Linked DNA regions of Mus musculus: region 1 is linked to region 2. The links are chromatin loops, found by intact Hi-C in ENCODE. Cell type or tissue: gastrocnemius. All regions are shown on one strand. Links, peaks and the distances in the headings refer to the core of each region. The heading gives the core; the rest is flanking DNA. Region 1 overlaps Spag9 (sperm associated antigen 9). Region 2 overlaps Spag9 (sperm associated antigen 9).

Region 1 (9,224 bases), core at 411-8,410, 50 kb after region 2:
TCCTTATGATTTTAAAAATGGGGGGAGTGATGGAGGGAGGGGAAAGACCAACATTCAGATAGAGAAAAGATGTGAGAGTAGACCAGGGCCTATTTTATACGAGGTTCTACCAAGTCTACTAGTTTTAGTCCTCCTCCATCTCAGATAAGCTACTAATTCCCCAGTAAGCAAATTAATTCACGTAGCTAGAAGTAAATTCTGTAAGAGCTGGACTCATCAAGGATTCAACTGTATTGTCTGAAAAACTGTTGTTTAGGACAGGCACAGACTGCCCTTGGTTGAGTTGTCTTCACAGCAAAGACCAACTCCGCACTGACAAAACCAAAAAGCAAAACAACTGGACTGGAGCACAGACTCTGTAGTCACCTTGAATCTTTCTACATACAGTTCTCAAAACTATTGTCTTAAAACCAGTGAGATTTCATGAGAAAAACATCTCAGAAAAACATCTAGAGCATTCAGCACTTGGCATTGGTGGTAAGAATGAGTAGTTTAAAGGTCCATCCTCACCTACAAAGCAAGTTTGAGTCCAGCCTGAACTATATGACATCCTGTTTCAAACAATGGCAAAGATAACTCAGTAGTTAAGAGTGCTGGAGGCTCTTCCAGAAGACCTGGTTTAATTCCCAGCACTCACAAGGCACTCTCAGTTCCAGGGGATCTGACACCATTTTCTAGCCTCCATGGACACTAGATATACAAATGGTATACAGAAATACATGCAGACAAAAATGCCCATACACACACCACATATCACAGGTACATACACACACGGCATAGAAAAAAACCCTAAAATCATAGAATCAGAAAGACCAGATTTAACAAGAAGTTACTAAACTGGCATAGGATTTTGGGTACATCACCCTAGAATATCGTTCTAAAAATTTCAAAGTGTACAATAGGGAGAAATGATAAGTTGGCCTAAGAAAACACTAAGAATGTGCTTAAACCGTCTCAATATGAAACTCGCCCAGCCCTGCACAGAGTTCACACGTGTAGTCCTGTGTAAGCAAGCCACTGGCATCTCTGTGAAGGACTATGCAGATGAACTGAGATGGAATAACTACCCTCAATGCAGGTGCACCATTCCATGGGTGTGGGTCTCACACTGCATAAATGCGAAAGCTTCCTGAGCCTATGCGTGCTTGTGCTTCCTGACCGCGTACAAATGACCAGCTGCTTCATGAGCCGGCCACCATGCCCTTCCTGCCGTGATAGACTACAACCTCAACAGCGAGCCAAAAGAAACACGTTAGTTAGTTAGTTAGTTAGCTAGCTAGCTAGTTAGTTTTATGATAAAGGGTCTTGTTGAATATCTAGACTGACTTAGAACTAACTACTCCAGGCTGGCTCCTCAATCTCTATATGCTGATAACATAGCTTATAAGAATATACCACATATAGCAAGATAGATATACCTTTAAGTAAAATCAATAATACACACAAATTTATTATTTGATTAAAGAATGGTCATTCACATTTTCAAAAAGTAGAATAATTTTCCACTGTTAGCAGTAAACAATGTGTTTTGTCAAAGTAATATTTAAATAATTCTGTGTCTGTAAAAAAATGCTACCTTCCCTCCTTCCTATGACCACCAGGCTGGTCTGCATTTTGCTCTGGGAAGCTCAGGGCAAATCCTGTCTGCCCCAGGGCTAGTGAGGTAGTCTAGACACCAGCCTAGGTCTGCTGAGCCTGCAGGGTGCCGGTTGCCTGCCCTAGGCTCCGGGCCATGCAGCCATACATCCTTCCACTAGTGGAGGTACTTGTTTGAATGGTTATCAGATTTTTTTTTAACTTGACATTAAAATAGAGAACTACAAAAAAAAAAAAAAAAATGCTACCCTCCTTGAAAGTAACAATAAATAGGCTACAAAGTCCCTTTCTCTGGAATTTACCTCTAAAAGGTACTCTAAGGGATTACAAAGCTATTTATTCTTGCTAATTGAATGGAGTTTCTAGACCAAATAGATAAATAGAAATTTTTAGGTTATAGTGACCAGACTCACATTTTAAAGCAGCTTTATCTGTGTTACATAAGCCTACTTTGAAGCAAATAGAGTCTATCAGGGCAAAAGACAGAAGCCTCTTCTAACTGCAGGAGAGGATCCTATGAAAGAGCTGACAGTCAGCAGACGAAAAGTTGCCCGATGACTGTTCAGGCTGAGGTCTCTGGCTTGGTAATTAAGCTTTCTTAAGACCATTTTCTTTTCCAATAGCTTACAGCTCTGAAGGCATGATAACAGAAAACTTATAATACCTTCTTACAGGAAACAGATGGCAGGTTTTTAAATTTCTATAGACATATATCTTCATTTTTATTAAATAGATATTAGGAAAATAAAATCTCATTTCATTTATATTTGTTCTTTAAAGAATGTATATATTTATGGGGGAAATAAAACATGGAGCATAAGAAATAAAATAAAAAATACAAAGGAAAAAAGAATGTATATATTTTAAAAGAATATAATTTAAATATACTTTAATACTATATCACAATTTAAAAATCTCTAATTAATATAAGTTATAACTTTATTTTAAAATCATTCATTACTATTAATTACTTATTACATTTAAACATACTTCTCCAAATAAATTTTGTAATTATCATCATTAATAAATAAGCAATGCAAGTAAATACTACATACATACAGAACCTTACTCTGATATGGAAATCAGTGGTATAAAAAGCATCAACAATAGGCTTTTAACTACCAAGTTTTTAAAAATACCCTTAATATCTAGTAATATCTATTATTTAACCTACTTCCATCTTTCCAGGACCATATGACCCTTTATGATCAAACTTTTCCTCCTACTGTATCAATTCTGTGAAAAATTTGTGTTCTTGGTAGTAATGCTAAACCCAATCCCAAGAATGGGAACGGATTTCTCTACTATTCAAAGCAAATGAAATTGAGTATAATATGATTTTATGATGCTTAAAGCAGCACTTTTGGTCTCTACCATAGGCAGGATAGGTTATACAGCAATGGAAGAAAAACAGGAACTGAAGTCTACAAATAGGACTGTGGGAGCATGAGCAAGGCCCCAGACTCAAGTCACCATCACCTAAATAAATAGGTAGACAAAAAAACTAGAATCAAGCCAGGCAGTGGTAGTGCACACCTTTGATCTTGGCACCCAGGAGGCAGAGGAAGGCAGATCTCTGAATTCTAGACCTGCCTGGTCTACAGAGGAATTCCAGGACAGCTAGGGCTACACAGAGAGAACCTGTCTTAAAAACCCAATCCAAAAAAACCAAACAAAGCTAAAATTAGGTATAACATAAGACAGGATGAGAAGAGAGAAAATGGCCAAGGGAGGTGGCACACACCTTTAATCCCAGAATTGGAGGCAGAGGTAAAATCATATTATTCTCAAGGCCAGCCTGGTTTGCATAGTGTATTCCAGGCAAGCCAGGGCTAAAGAAAGAAGGAGAGGGAAGAGGGGAGGACTGTAAAATTCACTAAGGTATGTGAATCCCAGACTGACCATAACACACAGGGACAAACGACACATTGACAAGACAGAAACAAATACAGTATGTTAAAGACTAACAGACTCTTAAAAACAAGGGTTACAAAGGGATTATATGCTACAAATACTAATTTAAAATACTAAAGAGGGCTGGAGGCTTGGCTCAGCAGTTAAAAACCCTGGACCTAGGTTCAGTTGCCAGCATTCATGAGGAAGCTAACAACCATCTGTAATTCAGTTCTAGAGGAGCCGATGCCCTCTTCTGGCCTCTGTAGTCACGGCACTTACAAGCAGATAGGACATTCATACACAAAAAATAAAAAATCTAAAAGTTAATAAATAGGAAGTGCCCTCCTTTCCTTTCTGCTGGGTGCCGGCTGCCTGCTGTCGAGATGGGCAAGTTCATGAAACCCGGGAAAGTGGTGCTGGTCCTGGCCGGACGCTACTCCGGACGCAAAGCCGTCATCGTGAAGAACATTGACGATGGCACCTCGGACCGCCCTTACAGCCATGCCCTGGTGGCTGGAATTGACCGCTATCCCCGGAAAGTGACAGCTGCCATGGGCAAGAAGAAGATCGCCAAGCGATCCAAGATCAAGTCCTTTGTGAAAGTTTATAACTACAACCACCTCATGCCCACAAGGTACTCTGTGGATATCCCCTTGGACAAGACTGTTGTCAACAAGGATGTGTTCAGGGACCCAGCTTTGAAGCGCAAGGCCAGGCGGGAGGCCAAGGTCAAGTTTGAGGAGCGATACAAGACAGGGAAGAACAAATGGTTTTTCCAGAAGCTTCGCTTTTAGGTATATTTTTGTTTTGGTCATTAAAAATTAAAAAAAAATACAAGTGTCAAAAAAAAAAAAAACAAAAAAAAAAACAAAATAAAAGTTAATAAATAAATCTCAAAAAACTAAAATGCTGAAAATTGGAATCATTTAAACACATTTTAATGTATTATAAATTTGATATAATTTAATATAAAACATAACATAATATAAACTATAAATAATATAAGGCCTTTACAACTAAATTATAGATGTCAAGATCTATACCACTATCTTACCAATGCAGCATTTTCCTAACTGGTAGCAAATCAATTTTCTCAGCATCGTGTCAACATTTTATTATATGCATAAAGGTTTGATAGCCGACTAAGTAACTGTCTTAAATAACTAAAATTATTCTGAGGCATATAAATTTTCTACAGAAAAATTTAATTCCAGATTTAAAAAGAATAAATGTCAATTTTGGTAAATGCCACGTGACACACTTTCTGGAAATGATGCTTATGTAGAATTATGCAGGCCATCCCTGTGCTCCAGTACTAACCTAGGAAGGACAGACACCCACCTCAGTGTGTCTCTGATGCAGTGCATTATATTCCTTCTTCAGTTCTGCTTCTCTCTCTTCAAGTCTGCTGACTGCAATCAAGATACATATACTTAATCAAACAAATCGAGAGACTTACTTATAAAGTCTGTCTTTAAAATATTGTATGTTATCCAAAGCTTTCACTACTTTAGCCTTAGCCCAGCACTCCATGTGAAATTCTGCACAAAGTGACCTCATTTCACTATCCTTAAACACCATCTTCAGAGAAGAGAGTAAAATGTCAGATTGGTTCTCTAACATATACGTGTCTATAAGATCATCCTTTTATAGCTTTTTATACGACAGAGAATCCAAAAACAAAAATCACACAAGTCTTATCCTTGTGTCAGATCCCAGATGGTTGACTTCAATGCAACCATTTCGAGTATCAAGTTCTTTTTTCAGTACTAGCAGGATGACAACATCTTGCTATAAACATTCTCTGCTTTGAGTCTTCTTGGGTTCAGGGTCTCATCTTCTTTTATTTAGCTCCCTCTGCAGGTGGATTTTGTGAAGTGTACTGATAGGGATCTGGCTCACAAAATGGGGAGAAAAATTTAGATTCTGAGACACAAAATGTCAGGATAAAATTTTAAAGGAGACTGACAGAAAAATAGAGTGATTCATTATCAGAGGTGTTCCAGGAAACCCATGAAGAAATAAACAATACTGGGCTGACCTTGAATGAGCAAATTCCATATACACTTATTACAGTAAACCATGAGCTACTACGAGGCAGACTGGGTAGGCAGCTGAAGAAGCCCACCATGGCGAAGGGCAGCAGAACAGCCACAGTGCTAGTGGCATTGTCAAGAGAATCATTTAAGTCTTCTGGAAAGTCATGATTAATTGGAAACACTCTCTGTGTAAAGTCAACCAATGAGCTGCAAACACAACTACTATCAACTCCAAAAGCACATATACATTTTTATATGCTGTTTACATGTGAAACACCGAGAACATAAATGTGCTGCCCAATTTGGGATTTATATACATTTGCCTACCAGAATTTGTTGGAATGTCTTAGAAATATGTCATTATTTAGGAGAACTCAAATTCTTTTTGTTATAATTTGTTCGTAACTCAAGCCTGTACGTCTTTGGCTCATTAAATTTACGCCATGGTCCACAATAGATGTGGAGTGCACTTTCTTACATAAATATGTAAATAAGCACATCTGCTTTTTACTTTATGCTGTGACCCAAAGCAATAATAAGCCATTAATAATATAGATGCACTAGGATAACACAACAGATGCTGAAATCTGAAAATTTGTGGTGCTGCTCATTTAAAGCAAAAATACATAAAGAAAAAAACCTCAGGAAATCTATGCAAACTGTGGATATTTAGTGACAATTTCAAAATAAAAATTTTTGAATGATTAGCAAGAAAAAAGTACAATGTCATTTATTTATATGATGAAGACCACTCCGCAGACAAAATCACTTGCTTCTTTTGCAGAGGACCCATGGTGCCCCACACCAGGCAGTAAGTCCAGCTCCAGGGATCTGAGCTGCTGCTGGCCTCCAAAGACACTTGAAGGAATGGGATGCACTCAGGAGCTCACACACATGTGTATGTACACACACACACACGCACGCACATACACACACACACACACACACACACACGCACGCACGCACGCACGCACACACGGACATACACACACACGCACACATGGACATATACACAGATATATAAATAAATAAGTGAATAAAATTAAACCTTAACTAGGTGATAAACATTGCTTACTACTTATTAACTAAACTTATTTAAAAGTTAAGGAAGACAGGAGCCTGATATAGCTGTCTCCTGAGAGGTTCTGCCAGTGCCTGACAAATACAGAAGGTGGATGCTCACAGTCATCCATTGGATGAGGAAACAGGGTCCCCAATGAAGGAGCTAGAGAAAGTACCCAAGGAGCTGAAGGGGTTTGAAGCAGCCCCATAGGAGGAACAACAATAAACTAACCAGCATCTCCCTGGGACTAAAACACCAACCAAAGAAAACACTTGGTTGGGACTCATGGCTCTTACTGCATATGTAGCTGAGGATGGATGGCCTAGCCAGTCATCAATGGGAGGAGAGGCCCTTGGTCCTGTGAAGGTTCTATGCCCCAGTATAGGGGACTGCCAGGGCCAGGAAGCAGGAGTAGGTGGGTTGGTGAGCATGGGGAGGGGAGAATGGATAGGAGGTTTTTGGAGGAAAAACTAGGAAAGGGAATAACATATGAAATGTAAATTTAAAAAAATCTAATAAAATATAATAAAAGTTAAGGAAATCCCGAGACTACCAGACAAACATTTAAAATTATTCATCTTTGTCAATTCATATTTTTATAATTTTTATTACACTTATTTATGTTCTGTGTATACTGGGAGGGTTGGCATGTATGCCACAGTACTGTGTGCTGTGGCTGGTTCTCTCCTTCCACCATATGGGTTCTATGAAATCTCAGGATTGGTAGCAAGTGCCTTTACTAAGCTATCTCACTAGCTCTAATAATAAATGTTCTTTCAATAATGTGTAAAAAAAAAAAAGAAAGAAAGAAAGAAGAAAAAAGACTACGGCTAAAATAAACGCCAATATCATTCATAAACTTCAACTTCAAATGTATTACAGATTAGAGCCCCATGATTCTGTCAACCCACTTGAAATCAATTCATAAAATTTATATTAATACCAAACTGACATACTGCTTATTGCATAGTATGAACTGCCCTACAAACTGGATATAAACTGATTTTATTATCATATTATGACAGAAACATCATTTTATATTCAATGTAGAGAGAAGACTACTTGGCACTGTGGCTAACTTACTAAAGGTCACAAAGATGGTTCTTTCCTAATGGAGGTGTCTTGGTGCCATGCTATCTGCCTCAAGAAATGCACTTTTAGCCAAGCATGTTAGATCACACCTGGAACCCTAGCTTTTGGGCATTGAGGCAGGATGTTTGCTGTAAGTTTCACATCAGCCTCTGGCTACAGTGAATTCCAGGCCAGCCAGGGCTATAAATCCAATCTCCAAAAAAGCAAAAGAGAAATCTGTTTTATTGATAGAATCTACCCACACTGAGTGTGTGTGGGGGGGGGGGGGCCTCAAGAAATGGCTCATGGTTAAGAGCATTCACTGCTCTTGTGAAGGACCAAGGTTCAGTCCCCAACATCCACAAGGTAGCTCACAACCATCTGTAACTCCAGTTCTTGGAGATCCAGTGCTCTCTTCAGGCCTCCACAGTCACCAGGCACAGGCTTTGTACACAGACACACAATGCAGGCATGACACTCATACACAGAGAACAAAAAAATCATTAAAAAGTTTTCACTGCCAGGGGATGAGATTCAAACAATTCCTTTTTCTTATAGGATAACCCAGTCTCAGAAACTTAAGGAAGCATCAAATTGCCAAGTGAAAATGCATACTTGGCTGTATGAATCATCTGGGAGACTGTTTTTGTTTAGATATGGTTTGTCCCCGAGGGTTAGTGTGTTGCAGGCTTGGTCCCTATGGTGACAGTGTTGGAAGGAGGGATGAAGCCATCAAGAGATAAGGCCTGGTGAGAGCCCTAGTGATTGAAGAATGTCCTTGGGAGAGATTAAATCTCATCAGATTTCTGAATTCTCATAAGAGCAAGTTGTTGAAAAAACGAACCTCATCCCTAACTGCCCTCTAGCTTGCTGTTTGACAATGTTCCCAACACTGTGTTGCCATTGGTCACCAGGCCTAGGCCAGAGGCCCGGTAAGTCCCAAATCCTTCTCTTCCACTTTGGACCTCTAAGAACTATGAACTAAATAAATCTTTCTTTATGGCCTGCTTCAGGTATTTTGTTAATAGTAATGAAAACCCCATTGATACATGCATTAAAATGAATAATCAACATACTATAGACCAAGGTGGCTAAAATAAGAAATATAAGACAACAAATACTTCCTGAAAATGGAAACAAATAGAACTTTCATGCATTGCTGGTAGAAGTAAAATGTTACATTCAATTTTAAAGCAAGCTAAGTGGTGGTTGTGCACATTTTTAATCCCAGAACGAGGGAGGGAGGCAGAGGCAGGTGGATCTATCTATGTGAGTTTGAGGCCGGCCTGGCTGAAGAAGTGAGTTCCAGGACAGAAAAGTCATGTATCAAAAAACAAAACAAACAAACAAAAAAATCAAATTGAAAACAGTTTGGCAAGAATTAACAAGGCTGAATGCTTGCCAACCCTACAACAAAAATATTTTATTGCTAAGAAATACATATAGGTGCCCAATATTATAGTTTGAATATGAAATGTACCTTAAGGCCTGTGTGCTATAGGCTTTCTGAAAAAACGACTGATCAGATAATCAATAGGAGCAATACACACACCAACACA
Region 2 (9,224 bases), core at 713-8,712:
ACACAAGCACACACGGCAGTTCCACACTTGTTCCTAAACCAACTTCAAGCTCAATTCTGTCCTTCTTACTTGAAAACTAAGCAAAAACTCAAGCAGCAATTGCATATAGTAAGAACAAGAGCTCGGCAGGAGGTAGAAATTCACAATCATATATGTGCATACCACTACATGTTTGTACACAAAAGTGCTTAGTCTTTTCGGAGTACGAATGTTTATTTACATTCTAAGGCTCTAAAAAACAGCCCTCAAAGCCTACATCCTCCACATTTGCCTAAACACACCAAATCTAAGCAAGCTGAGATGAGAAATTTAGGATATTGCTTCCAGTTCACATCTTCTCAACCTGCACTTCCTGCTAGACATGCTGGTCACATCCCCAAGTACCTGTTTGTACTTCTGAGGCAGACTCCAGCCGAAAGCTTGCACTCGGCCATCTTCCTTCTGAACGTGAGCCTTCACCTGCCGATACTGCTCTCTCTTTTGCTCTCTGCGGGAGGCTAAACTAGCCTCAGTTCTAAAAGGAGACATTGCAGTTTTAATTAAGAGAATGCAACAAAACCTCTAATCCCAGCATGAGTCATCCTCGACTATACCCTAGAGCCTTGTACACAAAACACAAACACATACACACACACAGACACATTATACCAAAGCTGATTTTTCCATGTTTGTGAGACCAGCCTTCAACAGGGAATAAGCAGCATGTTATATTAATCTGAGTTATTAGTCATCAAACTTAGGAAGTTTCAGATGTTATATTTAAAAACATAAACTTCTGAAGTAATTTGGGATCTTCCTTTTCTTAACAAATACTGAGAATTTTCTAATGCCGTTGTTGAAGATGATTAAGTTAAACTCTTAGATTCTATATCCTCTTTTGATTTTTTTTTAAATTTAGTTTTAATTCTTTTAGTTTTATGTGTTTCGAGTGCTTTGCCTGCATGGATGTCTGTATTCCATGTGCATGCCTAGTGCCGTCAGAGGCCAGAAGAGCGTGCTCTCCTTCCAATATATACGTCCGAAGAATGGATCTCAGTTTATCAAGGATGGCAGCACTTTTACCTGCTGAGCCAGCTCACTAGTCCTTAAGTGCAATTTTCATAAGAAACACTGGCTACAAGTTATTCATTCATTCATTCATTCACTCACTCATTTTGGGGCAGAGTCTCACTCTGTGGCCCAGGATGACCTAAAAATTATAATCCTCCTGCCTCAGCTTTCATTGGTTTAAAATTACATTGCTAAGCTCTATGGGCAATTTACTTAAAAGCATCCATCTATACTATAGAAAGCCATCCTTCTTTTTTCTTCTTCCCATTTCTATCCATAACTCCAACACACAAAATGGTCCCCTTTGTTCTGAAGACAGAGTTTATGTGTACAGCTGATGCTAGCCTTGAACTGTCTATACAGACAAGGCTGGCAAGGAACTAGTGATGATTCTCCTGTCTCAGCACTGAGTACAGGATTAACATAAGCTACTGTGCCTGGCTGCAGTCTCTTACAAGTTCCTGAGGAGTTAGTAAGAGTGACACAGCATACTTACTCCTCACTGAGGAAATCAAATGCCTTGGACTTGTCCCCAGGGAGCTGAGATAAAGTGCTGCTCCTTTTCTTCACGGAGGGAGTCACGTGAGAGGTGGGGGCGTTGTACTTCAGGTTAACAGGGGGTTCAGGCTTCTTTGTTGCATTACTTGAAGAGCTAAAAAGTCGGCTGAAACTAACAAAATAAAAGAGGCAAACAAAACCCACAGATATGTCTATTATTACATGCATTGTGAAAACCAAGCCCCAATTTTCCATAAATTTTTATAATCAAGAAAATTTCAAAACTTTACAAGGCAGTGAGTTAGACATTAGCAAAACCAGCTTTATGGTTATACTATCGCCTTAGCAGTCAGTCACAACCAAACTTGGACACTCGGGGGAATAGCTACCGCTTAGAATGCTAGATATAAGCAAGTTCCATAATGAAAGAGATGCTCTTGCGTACTGAAAGCTCCTACAAACAAGTACAATACGAAGGCTCCTTGGCTAGCTAGGTCCTATGTGGGACAAAGTCACAGTGGTCAGTGAGCAGCAGGGGGATGACCGTGATAACAGCCAAAGCTTAGTGTGCAGCGCATACAAAGGTCTGCTACACTGAGAACACACATCACCAAGTTAACTCATAGCATGAATTTTCTAAGCTCAACTTAAGGAACTATTTTCATGTCCACAGTTTTAAAACATTTATGCTTCCAGTAAACAGATTAATCTTAAAAGGATAAGTTTTAACTTCAATAAACACACAGTACTTCTGGTACAAAGTCAGGTTTAACACATACAAGACAACTAACCAAACAGTACAAATACTACACTTTTCCTCATCCCTTTGGTGAGGATTCCTGAGACTGTCAATTTTAGAACCATTTCCCCCATGGTTTTATGTACACCAGCAGAAGAGTCCAGCCACTGCATAACCAACACAGTGCAGCTTACGACAGCCTACTTTGGGTCCTGCAGCACAGCCTTACCGAGTTGGCATGCTGTATATTAAAGAGAAGAACTTCAGTTTAGCTATCTCCTCCCCACTGGGAAAGGTCAGGGTAACGCTCTTGTCTGACCCCGGCCCTCACTCACAATTGCCAGATGCTTGACCTTTTCTTTTCTTGCATAGCTGGGTTCTCTCGTGAGGCCCTAAACAAACAAACAAACAAACATATTATTAGATAGGTGTTCTAAGAAACTCATGAAATGTAAGAGAGTGAACCAACTTAACTCATATTAACTCACTTAAGCAAGTGACCTTTCATGAGAAAGTCTGCTAAGTCAAACCTTGCTTAGATAGAGTGCTAGACCTTCTTAAACGAGAAGCTAAGACTCTTGTTAGAGCATTCCCATGTTAGACAAATAGCCAATAAGTCTCAGGGTTGCTATTTAAGACTTATCCCCTTTCTTGTTATAGTTGTTATTAAGAAACAAGGAGTTACTCTGCTGTTCTGACTAGCCCTGAACTCTTGGTCTCAAGAACGCCTCTTGCCTTCATCTTTCAAGTGGCTAGACTACAAGAGTAGGGCTCTGAGGAACAACACTGGCACTCAGGCCGAGTGTAACAGCACATAACTCTAATCCCAGCACTCTGGGACTGAGGTGGAAGGATTGCAAGTCTGGAGCCAGTTTGGAATAAGACCTCTCAAAGAACAAAACAACAATCAAAGCAAAGCAAAGCAAAGCTCTAGCTCCCTCTTTAAAATACTGCTTTATAAATTCCTGTTCTTACTTTAAGGTTTCTTTTATCTGTACTCTAAACTTTCACAAAACAGCTTGGAACTACACTGCTCTGGTAGGCCACTTAATAAGCAAGTGGGGCTAAAAATGATGTGTGTGCTGGGCGTGGTGGCGCACACCTCTAATTCCAGCACTTGGGAGGCAAAAGCAGGAGGATTTCTGAGTTCGAGGCCAGCCTGGTCTACAGAGTGAGTTCCAGGACAGCCAGGGTTACACAGAGAAACCCTGTTTTGAAAAACAAAAAACAAAACAACAACAAAAAAATGATGTGTGTATGAGAAGGTAAGGGTTGGAGGTTGGGTTTACAAACTTAAAAACAATGTATAAACTTGATGTGATAATCCAAACTCAAGAATATGAGTAAATCAATGGAAAGTCAGTTGACAAACTTTTCTTTTTTTCTGTTTTGCAAGGGATAAACTATTTTTTATTGAATATTTTCTTTTTTTATGAAAACCTTCTTTTATTGGATATTTTATTTACATTTCAAATGTTATCCCTTTTCCCGCCCCGCCCCCCCCCCACCTCCTATCCCATTCCCCAGCTTCCTGCTTCTATGAGAGTGTTTCCCTACCCACCCACCCACTCCCACTTCTCTGCCATCGAATTCTCCTACACTTGGGCATCAAGCCGTCACAGGACCATGGGCCTCTCCTCTCACTGATGCCCGACAAGGCCATTCTCTGTTATATGTGCAGCTGGAGCCATGGGTCCCTCCATGTGTACTCCTTGGTTAGTGGTTTAGTCCCTGGGAGCTCTGTGGGGGGTCTGGTTGGTTGACATTGTTGTCCTTCCTATGGGGTTGCAAACCCCTTCAGCTCCTTCAGTCCTTTCTCTAGCTCCATTGGGGACCCCATGCTCAGCCCAATGGTTGGCTGAGAGCATTCACCTCTATATTTTTCAGGCTCTGGCAGAGCCTCTCAGGAGACAACTATATGAGGTACAAAGTTACAGAATTTATAACTGAGGAATATCGAATGGCCAAGAAGCATCTAAAGAAATGTTCAACATCCTTAGTCATCAGGGAAATGCAAATCAAAACAACCCTGAGATTCTACCTCACACCAGTCAGAATGTCTAAGATCAAAAACTCAGGTGACAGCAGATGCTGGCAAGAATATAGAGAAAGAGGAACATTCCTCCATTGTTGGTGAGATTGCAAGCTGGTACAACCACTCTGGAAATCAGTTTGGAGGTTCCAAACTGGATATAATACTACCTGAGGACCCAGCTATACCACTCCTGGGCATATACCCAAAAGATTCTCCAACATATAACAAGGACACATGCTCCACTGTGTTTGTAGCAGCCTTATTTATAATAGCCAGAAGCTGGAAAGAATCCAGATGTCCCTCAACAGAGGAATGGATACAGAAAATGTGGTACATTTACACAATGGAGTACTACTCAGCTATTAAAAACAATGACCTCATGAAATTCTTAGGCAAATGTATGAAACTAGAAAATATCATCCTGAGTGAAGTAACCCAATCACAAAAAACACACATGGTATGCACTCACTGATAAGTGGATATTAGCCCAAAAGCTTGGAATAACCAAGATACAATTCACAGACCACATGAAACTCAAAAAGAAGAGAGACCAAAGTGTGGGTGCTTCGGTCCTTCTAAGAAAGGGGAACAAAATACTCATGGAAGCAAATACGGAGACAAAGTGTAGAGCAGGGACTGAAGGAAAGGCCAACCAGAGTCTGCCCCATATATTGTCACCAAACCCAGACAAACTTTTCTATAGCTGTTTCTGAATTCAAGGAGGGAACACTTACTAAGACCATGATCACTAGATGGCAGCACTGAGATTTAAGAGCCAATAAAGGACAACTATGTGTCCTCTCAAAAGTAGAGTTTAAAAAGGAAGTCAAGCTGGGTGTGGTGGTGCACACCTTTAATCCCAGCACTTGGGAGGCAGAGGCAGGTGGATTTCTGAGTTCCAGGCCAGCCTGGTCTGCAAAGTGAGTTCCAGGACAGCCAGGGCTATACAGAGAAACCCTGTCTCGAAAAACAAAACAAAACAAAACAAAAAAAAACAACAACAACAAAAAAAAAAGGAAGTCAGCTTGATTGCAAAGAGTGATTGCTCGAGGCTCACAGTATGGAGAGTGAATAGCAGGAGGCTGGATCTGACTGTACTGCATTGTATGCACACACTGGCACTTAACTCCATGAGTATGAACCATTAAAACATAGTAATGATAAAAACACAGATTTGATTGACTGAAAGATGCCAAAGGAAAATATATTTTACATGAAGAGAAAGAAGGGTGCAGTCAAATAAGTATGTTTAATAGGAAGATACTATATATATTTTCATATACTGCATGTGAAATTGACATTGAGAAAGAATATTATTTCCTTTTTTTTTTTTTGGAAAAATGACCATTATTCCTAAGTAACAACAATTATCTCTTACAAGTTATGAGATTATCCTCCAAGGCCCAGTACTATCTCAGACACCTAAGGCTGTGGGACATCCCCGATCTTGTTCTATTATTAATCTAAATGTCAACTGAGGTTTCTCCTAGTGAACCCTCAGGCAGGGTTTGGCTGGCAGTGAAGAACACATGCATCTAAGGAAACAGCAGGAAGCAACAGAGCACTTCTCATACAGACCGGATCATCTCCGTCCATCGAACAGCTTCTTGAAGCTCCATCAGCCTCTCTTTGTACTGGTTTCTCTCCATGAGAACTCGGGCCATTTCTACTCTGGTAAACCTCTTCCTCTGGGCTGTGGGAATGTCACTCTATAACAAGAGGATAGCACATCACTCTGGGAAGTTACATGTGATTTGGTGTTAAGACTCACACTTAAACCAAATCTGAAGTTTTTAAGCATTTCTTATTTCTAACTCAATGACTTTAAAAGAATTAAGACAGAATTATTGCTAGAGAATAGGATATGAACATGGAAGATAGACAGAAATAAGTCTCCAAAAAGCATGCCCAAGTTAACTTCCTTCTCCTGCTGATTTCTCAGCTTTCTTCTGGGGAAGCAGGTAGGTTTAATAATAGGGTTTTGCTTTGTTCAGAGAAGCATGTATATTTTAGATCATCACTGAAATCATGGAACAGTGAGACAGAAGCTTTGCTCAAACCTTAGCAGTTTTCCTACTTTGTCCTCCTGCCTCAGAATTTAGCCCACCTCTTCAAACAAAAGTCATCCACAAATAACAAAAGACTTGAATTCTACTGGGTGGTGGGTGGTAGTGGGTATTGTACAGGCCTTTAATACCTGGGCTAGGGAGGCAGAAGCCTGGTCTATAGAGCTAATTGTAAGATAACCAAGGCTTCAAAGAAATCCTGTCTCAAAAAGCAAAAAAGTAAACAACAACAACAAAAGGTCTGAATTCTGCAACGCAGTAATACCCCCTATGAGTAGGCACAAAAAACAAAACAAAACAAACAAACAAAAACCAAACTCCAAAAATCCACAAGTCTCCATTCCAGGCTTGTACTATAATGTTCTGTGTTTCGTTGTTAAGACAGAAACCTAAGTACAAGTTGAAGTAGAAACCACAGGACAATGTTACTTGCTGGTCTGCTCTCTTGCCCATGCTTGGTAAGCTTTCTTATGGTGCCCAGAATCGTCTGCATAGGGATGGTACTGCCCATAATAGGCTTGGCTCTCCTTTATCAACTGGCAATTAAGACAATCCCTCAGTCATGTCACAGACCACTGAAGACAATCACTCAAGTGAGACTCTTTTTTTTGAGGTGACTGTAGTCTGAGAAAAGGGTGACAGTTCATGATAATTAGAACAATGTGTACATATTTACATGATGAAATTATTTTTTTACTTAAATAAACGATAACGGATCATGACTTCCTCTGGGGTGGAGAATATATTTGGCAATATTCTATGTTTTTTAAAAATTACATTTACATGTATTATTTATTTTGTCTATGTGTTTTGTGTGTGATACATATTTATTATTTTTTTAAATATTTATTTTATTTTATTTTATGCATATGAGTACACTGTAGCTGAACAGATGGTTGTGAGCCATCATGTGGTTGATGGTCCTGAACTCAGGACCTCTGCTCACTCTAGTCTCGCTTGCCCCGGCCCAAAGATTTATTTATTATATGTAAGTACACTGTAGCTGTCTTTAGACACACCTTTAGAGGGCATCAGATCTCATTACAGAGGGTTGTGAGCCATCATGTGGTTGCTGGGATTTGAACTCAGGTCCTTCGGAAGAGCAGTCAGTGCTCTTAACCGCTGAGCCATCTCTCCAGCCCGTGATACATATTTATGTATGTATGTGTCTGGATGCATGCATTCTGAAACACACACATGGAGGACAGAAGACAACTTGTGGGAGTGTGTTCTCTCTTTCTACTATGTGGTCCTGGGGATTGAACTCAGGTCATCAAGCTTGGTAATAAGTACCTTTCCATGCTGGGCCATCTTGCAAGCCCATCTAAATAATTTAATTGTTTTATTAATTAAGGATCAGGCACATATGTGACACACAAACAGGCAGACAAAACCCATAAAATTAATTAATTAATTTGTGTGTGTGCAGAAGAACTTGGGAGGCAGAAGCAGGCGGATTTCTGAGTTTGAAGCCAGCCTGGTCTACAGAGTGAGTTCCAGGACAACCAGGGCTATACAGAGAAACCCTGTCTCAAAAAACAAACAAACAAAAAACCAAAAAAAACCAAAAACAAAACAAAAAAAATTAGAAATAATAGCATGCTAACACAGGTCAGAGTACTGAACCACTGAGAAAAAGTGAGCATGTAACACTAGAAAATACAGCATGTGGATACCATATGGAAACATGGGCCAGCTTAGTCATGACCCAGAAACATGTCTTCTTTTAAAGGCATGCATCTATCTATCTATCTATCTATCTATCTATCTATCTATCTATCTATCTATCTATCTATCTATCTTTTACTTTATTTCTAAAATAAGTATTAGTAAGGTAATCCCAAAATATCAAAAAGCTATAAGAAAAACAGTCCCCAATCATAAACTTACATCATCATCGTCTTTTGCTTTTTGCCTTGCATCTTCAGCTTCTGCACGAGCTCTAGTAGGGAAAAAAAAATAAAAACAAAATAATATTATTACAACTGAACTCATCTCCAAAAATAATGAAAGAATAGGTAAATTGTTTTATTTGCCACTAAAAGATTACTTTTCTTTTGCCCAAAGGGTAGCAGACTGCTGCCTTCAACTTGGAAACCTGTTATCACTTCTTGAGAGGCTGAAGACTGAGGGCAGGTGTTCAAAGCCATCCTCTGCTACACTCTGAATTACAAGCCAGTCTGTGTTGTGTAAGACTATCTCAGGAACAGAAAGCAACAACAAAAGCAAGCTACATGGAGGAAAATAATACATTTTTTTTAAAAAAATGGAAGATTTAAGGGTTGTTGTTTGTTTTTTAAAGATTTGTTTATATTTGTGTGTGAGCATGTCAGTGTGCACCAGGCAGTTGTGAGATGACGAATGTGGATGTCAGAGACTGACCTTAGGTCCTCTGGAAGAGTAGCAAGTGCTCTTAGACCCTGAGCACCCTCTCCAGTCCTTACGAGGTTTTTTGTTTTTGTTTTAAGATTTACCTTATCCTCTTTGTGTGTGTGTGTGTGTGTGTGTACGTGCATACAAGTGCATGCTTGAAAAGGTCAAAAAGGGGTGAAGATCCCCTGAACCTGGAGTAACAGACAGGTCCTCTGGAAGAGCAAGCAAGGAAGTGCTCCTTACTGCTCAGCCATCTCTCCAGCCCACTTTTGACACCAAGATGGAAAGGAAAACGTAAAAGAAAACAAAACATAAAACAGGACTTTTTGGTTAAGAGAGTGGTAAACAAAGAGGGAGGCCAGCTCATAGCAGAGTCAAATAAATGGCTGAGAGCCTTTACTCTCTTCAGGTAGCTCTTGGTCATTCCTGGTTTGAGTGTGCTGAAGGTCTCAGTCTCAGGGTT

Evidence for each region. A loop is a pair of places that touch in the nucleus more often than their neighbours do. Peaks named below come from ENCODE experiments on the same cell type or tissue, not always from the same donor. Only the 100,000 strongest peaks of a DNase experiment are listed, where the experiment ranks them.
Region 1: it touches region 2 in a loop (2.9-fold over the local background); 14 of 42 quality-filtered maps call a loop at or near these places.

Annotation. Positions count from the first base shown.
Region 1 is chr11:94,032,280-94,041,503 of GRCm38, reverse strand. Spag9 (sperm associated antigen 9) reads right to left here. Exons shown (of 29, transcript NM_027569.3): 3 at 4,834-4,904. It also overlaps the pseudogene LOC108167922. Among named protein-coding and RNA genes, the nearest start is that of Gm38951, 38 kb to the left of the region's middle. In gastrocnemius, for the core only: a CTCF peak has its summit at 5,349 (motif pointing left); no DNase peak of the experiment used is centred there; H3K27ac peaks cover 2,332 bases.
Region 2 is chr11:94,083,054-94,092,277 of GRCm38, reverse strand. Spag9 (sperm associated antigen 9) reads right to left here. Exons shown (of 29, transcript NM_027569.3): 11 at 8,279-8,330; 12 at 5,901-6,031; 13 at 2,623-2,679; 14 at 1,547-1,720; 15 at 385-514. Among named protein-coding and RNA genes, the nearest start is that of Gm38951, 13 kb to the right of the region's middle. In gastrocnemius, for the core only: a CTCF peak has its summit at 5,065 (motif pointing right); a DNase peak (open chromatin) is centred at 4,010; H3K27ac peaks cover 1,994 bases.